2 separate regions of the Homo sapiens genome follow, and region 1 is linked to region 2. Evidence: chromatin contacts called from ENCODE Hi-C or POLR2A ChIA-PET data. All regions are on one chromosome and are shown on one strand. The core of a region is the stretch at or near the end of the contact, and the rest is flanking DNA. Distances in the headings are between cores, read along the strand shown.

Region 1 (2,700 bases), core at 94-2,593, 40 kb before region 2:
TCATAGATGCACACACATTGCCCCATACATTCTTTTAAACCCAGGTGCACACACAAGAGCTCGACTCTTCCGCAAACTGACACATACACTTCCGTGTACACAAACAAGCTCACTCTCAAAGACGTGCAGGTTGCCATAATGTGTTTTCCCATTTGCACCTACACACAATCACCACCGCAATAATAATAATAGCAAAACCAGGGTGGATGATTGCTTCATATTTTTCAAAGGGCTTTCAGGCCTGTAATCTCATTTGATCCTCGCAGCAGCCCTGTGAGACGGGTGGGTGGAGCAGGCATTATTACCCCAGGTTTATGGTTGAAGAAACAGAAGCTAGAGGGGTGAAGTTCGCCATCTGGGAGGCGGCCTGAAACTCAGATCTGACTTCTTGGTAGTGAGCTTCCCATGCCTATTTGACAACTTCCAGCCCTCACTACAGAAAGCAGCAGCCAGGGCAGGGGCCTGCTAGATTCTTGATTCCTGGTCAAAACATTTCCCTGAGTCAACCCCAGCTGAGAAGTGGGAATTGGAGGCTGATAAAGGGAAACCGCCATCATTAGAAATCCCATAAATTCTCATTTACAACTCCCTGCCAGATGAAAGGAGCAATTGACTGCGTTGGAGGGAAAAGCAAATACCGATTTCCTTTAGGACTGCCCAGCCTCAGACAGCTGGTCCTGGAAGGTCCTGAGGGTGGGGGGATCCTGTTCCATCAGGGCTGTCCTCAACTCTGTGCACTTTCTCTCCCCTCTGTCTAGGTCCACGTGTGGGTCCTTAAGCCCCTTGAGGAAAAGGGAGGAGAAAAGGACAAAGAAGGCTCTCCCTTTCCCTTGGATCCCCTTCTACTCCCACATGCCTAGTGGGAGCCTCCCTCTTCTGCTTGAGCCTTCAGGACAGGTTCAGGACCCTGTCTCCTACCTGGCTGGGCCAGAAATGAGGAACATGTTGCAAGCCTTCCTCCACCTGACTTGCCAAGTCCATACAGGCTGGGGCCTTAGATCCAACAACTTAGAAAGGTAATGAGGGCAGCTTCCTTCAAAGGGCCATGTTCAGTGGGGAGGTTGCCTGATGATGAATGGAGAAGTGGAGTGATGGCCCCTTAATCTACTTCTGATGCTGCTGCTTCACTCTGGTTTCATCATTATTTTGTGGCTTAGTTTCTCTATCTGCAAAATGGGAATAGTAACACCAAACTTATAGTGCTACTGTGAGGTGTGTAAAGTCCACGGCACAATGCCTGGTACAATGCTGGGCCCCACAGGGTCAGGCCCTGTTGCCTGCCTGGGCAGCTTCTGGAGGAATGCCTCGGCTGCCAGGGCTGGAGGGGTGGTGTGGCAAGAGATGCCTCCCCAGCCTCCTGGGTGTGCCAGCTCTGGCTGGGAGGGAGGGGCAGGGAGGGGACATCTGTTTGACACTCTTATCAGCATCCATTACCTGGTGTGTATTTTCCCAGGAGCTGATTACATTACAGCATGTGTTGATAAACATTTGGAGTCGGAGTACAGAGGAAACTGAGCAGAATGTTAAGCGGGTGGTGCTTTGGTCAGGAGATGCAGAGAAAGGGCTGGCTGTGATGAGCTGGGAGTGGTGATGAGGGCCCCAATCTGGAGGCTTCTTCACCTGCCCAGCCCCTTTCTCTTTCTGATCTCCCTCCACCCTACTGCTCTGGCCCTAGCAGGGCATCCAGACGTGGTCCTAGAGGCAGGCTGTTATAGCAGAAGAGGTATGGGACTTGGGCCTGAGGCGGTTATGGGGTCCAGTCCCAGCTCTGTCATAAACTGGCTCTTGGCACTCTGGGCCAGTCTCTTACTTCCCTGGGCCTCAATGTCCTGCTCTGTAAAGTAGGCTTAACATCCGCTCCACAGGGTGGACCGAAGATTAAAGGAGTAACCATGCACCATGCCCCGCACATAGAATTAAGCGCTTTGTCTCCAGGCTCTTTTCCTGTGGTCCCCAGTTTACCCCCGAAAAATGGTCAGTCTTGCCTTGACTGTGCCTCAGATGTTAGACTACTGCTTTTATTTCAATTTTGAACTAAGAGGAAGTGATTTATGTTCTTCATAAGGCAAACACCCCTACTTCCAACCCTAGTTAGGGCTGGAGCAGGTAACCCAGGGCGAGGGTTGACTCTTCTCCCCTTTTTCTACACCTGTGCACGTGCAAGACAGCTGTAGCTAGGGAATTATTTGTGTAGTTATCTGCCTGATGTCTTTCCCCCACTAGTCCATAAACTCCCTGAGGACAGGTCACAATTGAGTGTCTGAAGTCCAGCCCAGGGCCTGGCACTGGCGGGAATGAATGACTCTCCCCCATCTGATTGGTCTGGCGCAGAATGGTCAAGATAACCCATCTCGGGGTTCTGTGCTGTCGAATTCCACGGTTGTTTCTGAACTTAGCGCACCGGGTATACCTCTCGCTTGGCCTTTGCCATAGATGACCTTGGATTCACTTTTCCTGTGGGGTATCTCTCTAGTCTCTCTGAGGTTTGGGCATTTAGACCTTCAAGAGAAGGATGTGCACCTGTCCCTCTGTCCGACTGTCCAATTTAGTGGGCATGGACAAATGCACGAATGAATGAGACTGCGGGAATGCTGCCCCCACCTCCTCTCCGCCTCCCCACCTCGCCTCCAGGTACCCTGGGCGCCTGGGACCCTGCGGGGCCTCCTGGAGGCGGGACGGGCACGGCGCCACCTAGCGGTC
Region 2 (2,700 bases), core at 113-2,612:
ACAGAGCACATTTGTGCAGGGCATGTCCTTAAGAAGACCCTGACTTGGCACGGTTGTGGCCAGGGGAGTGACGCCAGGGGATGAAAGGAATGACCTCTCAAGGCGCCTCCTCACATGAGGTGCTCAGGTGGTGCCCGGGCAGATTCACACCTGAATCTGTCTTGCCGGGGGAGTAGAAAGGTTCTGGGACAGACAGGGACACATGCTTCCCAAGATAGCACATCTGTCGTCTGAGCACCGTTCTGAGGCAGGTCGACACAGATTTATGCTGGTACACAAATTCAATAAACACCACCAGCCTCCTCCTTCCTGCAGGCAGCCTGCCTGGGAGGCTGAGGGCTCCACTGGGGTGAATTGGGACCCTGAGGCCTCTGTGGGAAGGGCACTTGAAGGATCCAGGTTCCAAGGGTAGGATCAAAAAAGCTGATGTGGCTCCTGCCTTCAGAAGTCCTGTGCGTGCCTCCGAGCAGGCCCAGATCTGGCTGGGTCACCTTGTGCCCTGTCTGCTCTACTGTAGCTCCAGCGCTTGTAAAATGAGGCTCGGCATTTCCAGTCCCTTCCTCTGTGGTCACTCAGTGTCCTGGAGTGATCCCTACCCATTTTCTTGTCCTCTTTTCACCCCACAGAGCCCTCTCAGCTCCTGGAAGGGCTGGGTGATGAAGACAGAACCATCCCATCCCGTCCCTCCTCTGGAGATTGTCCAGGGGCTCCTGCTCTGGAAGGGGGCAGTGAGGGCAGACCCCCTTGCAGGCCCAAGCTCTGCCCATCACTGGACGTTCTCTGTTGTGGGCTGGTGGGGTGGGCTGTGAGCAGGCCTCAGAAGTATCTGTCACCCTGCACTCAGCTTGCTGTTGGCGCAGAGAATCGGTCATGTCTGTGCTGCACTTCAGCCTTGTCATTTTACAGATAACATGATGGAGGCCAGAGAGGGAAAGTGACTTGCCTGAGGCCCCAGAGCTGTCACAGAGTGGCAGAAATGGCTCAAAACCCGGGCCTCCTGGGTCTTAGCGTGATAAGCTTGCTGGTGTCCTGGGACGCTGACTGTGCCTTCCTGCCCCGGGAGGGACATAGTTCTGGCAGGGGCACTCAGGGCAGCTCTGCTTCCCACCAGAACAGGGAAGTGGGGTCTCACTCTATCCAGCCCCCGCCGCACTCCATCCTGACATCACTGGCCTGTGCTCCCTCCCCCTCTCACCCGAGGCACCCGAGCTCTGGAGTTGACTATCTCAGAGAGGTCTGCGGGGAAAGGGTGGGTGTGCATTGCAAGGGGTGGGAACTCTGGCAGTGTAAAGGGCAGGGGTAGAAGCAGTGCCAGGGCATCAGGGCTATGGAAGCCCAGCATGCTATGCAGAGGCTGCTCCCCCAAGTCCCCTCCAGACTCCAGGGCCAAGAGCTTCAGATGCCACAGCTGCTGCCCTGCCGGGTGCCCCTCGCCTGCCACCACTGATTGCAGTATGTGCCGTTCCATTTTTAACAGTCCTGCCCGGCCCCGACTGCCTGAGCCGATCCAGAGGCGGGCCCTGCTCTTGATTGCGGCACTAAAAATACCGGCGAAGCCTCTGATGAGAGCAGGGGCTTGGTCTCCCCTTTGCCTGCACATCAGCTCTTTGCTGCCTCCCTGCAGAGTGGCATGGGGGGACCCTGGAGGCAGGGGCTGGGGGGCAAGGAAGCTCCATTACTCCCATGACCTTTGCAAGCATCTAGATAAAAAGCAGAATGGCTATCCCGATATTTGGAGACATGGCATCTGGGGCCTTTCTGAATGTTGGGATTCCCAGGTGTTTTGTGTTGGGTAGACACAGTCTCATGGTGTTTTGAGACTCCATGTGTGTGGTTTCCTGAGTCTGTGCTGGGGAGGGAAAGCTGGAAACTTTTCCAGGCCTCCAAGCTTTTTCCTCCTCCTCACTTCTCATTTCTGGTCAGTGGCCAAAATCTGAGGGTTCCACCTCCCGCATAATCCCTCCCACCTACTGCCTCCTTTCCAGTCCTGCTGCCTCCGCCTGGCTCTGACCTCTGGCTGAGCTTTCCCCTAGCTGCTAGGAGCCCCTCCAATTGCCCATACCTGTGCATGTCACCTGCTGCTGTCAGGATGATTTTCTAAAGCCCAGCTCCCATCAGCCACTGCTCCAGTCCAAAACCTAACCCCTTGGCCCAGCATATAAGACCCTCTATGATCTGAACTTGACAGATTGCTCTAGTCTGATTTCTTTTCTCTCTCTTTCCTTTTTCCTTCCTTCCTTCCCTCCCTCCCTTTCTTTTTCTTTCTTTGTTTTCTTTCTTTCATCTTTCTTTCCTTTTTCTTTCCTTTCTTTTTCTCTCTTTTTCTTTTCTCTTTCTTTTTCTTTCATCTTTCTTTCCTTTCTTTCTTTCCTTTTTCTTTTTCTCTTTTTCTTCTTTCTTTTCTTTCTTTCTTTTCTTTCTTTCTTTCTTTCTTTCTTTTCTTTCTTTCTTACAGGGTCTCTCTCTCTCTTTCTTTCTGACAGGGTCTCACTCTGTCACCCCAGCTGGAGTTCCTTAAAACTCATTGAGTGACCTCCCTGGGCCGGTTGGAAACAAGCTGTTCTCCCCGCGGGTGTCCAGGCCCTTGCCAAGGTATCTCAGGTTTGCCATCACTGGGCATGGGGGTGCTTCAAGGGAATGGGACCCAGGATCCACCCCTTGTTGGATTAACATGTTCACAGAAAGGGAGATGAGTGAATC

What was found. A loop is a pair of places that touch in the nucleus more often than their neighbours do. ChIA-PET counts read pairs that join two places held with the same protein, here RNA polymerase II (POLR2A). Pooled maps may share reads with other maps.
Region 1: a pooled map of heart left ventricle shows a loop between it and region 2 (5-fold over the local background). The contact joins two enhancer-like sites. A Hi-C loop is called at or near these places in 1 of 168 maps with a recorded cell type or tissue (pancreas), 1 of 37 single-sample maps with no recorded cell type and 3 of 50 pooled maps. POLR2A ChIA-PET finds 5 or more read pairs at or near these places in 2 of 52 experiments (K562 and SK-N-SH).

Annotation. Positions count from the first base shown.
Region 1 is chr11:119,738,773-119,741,472 of GRCh38, forward strand. It overlaps NECTIN1-DT (NECTIN1 divergent transcript), which reads left to right. Exons shown (of 4, transcript NR_120587.1): 4 at 759-851. Among named protein-coding and RNA genes, the nearest start is that of NECTIN1-DT, 11 kb to the left of the region's middle. Within about 2 kb of position 1,344, at least 5 of the 41 ENCODE cell types and tissues checked have a DNase peak (open chromatin) inside an H3K27ac peak, as active enhancers do.
Region 2 is chr11:119,778,485-119,781,184 of GRCh38, forward strand. No RefSeq gene overlaps it. Among named protein-coding and RNA genes, the nearest start is that of NECTIN1-DT, 50 kb to the left of the region's middle. Within about 2 kb of position 1,363, at least 4 of the 41 ENCODE cell types and tissues checked have a DNase peak (open chromatin) inside an H3K27ac peak, as active enhancers do.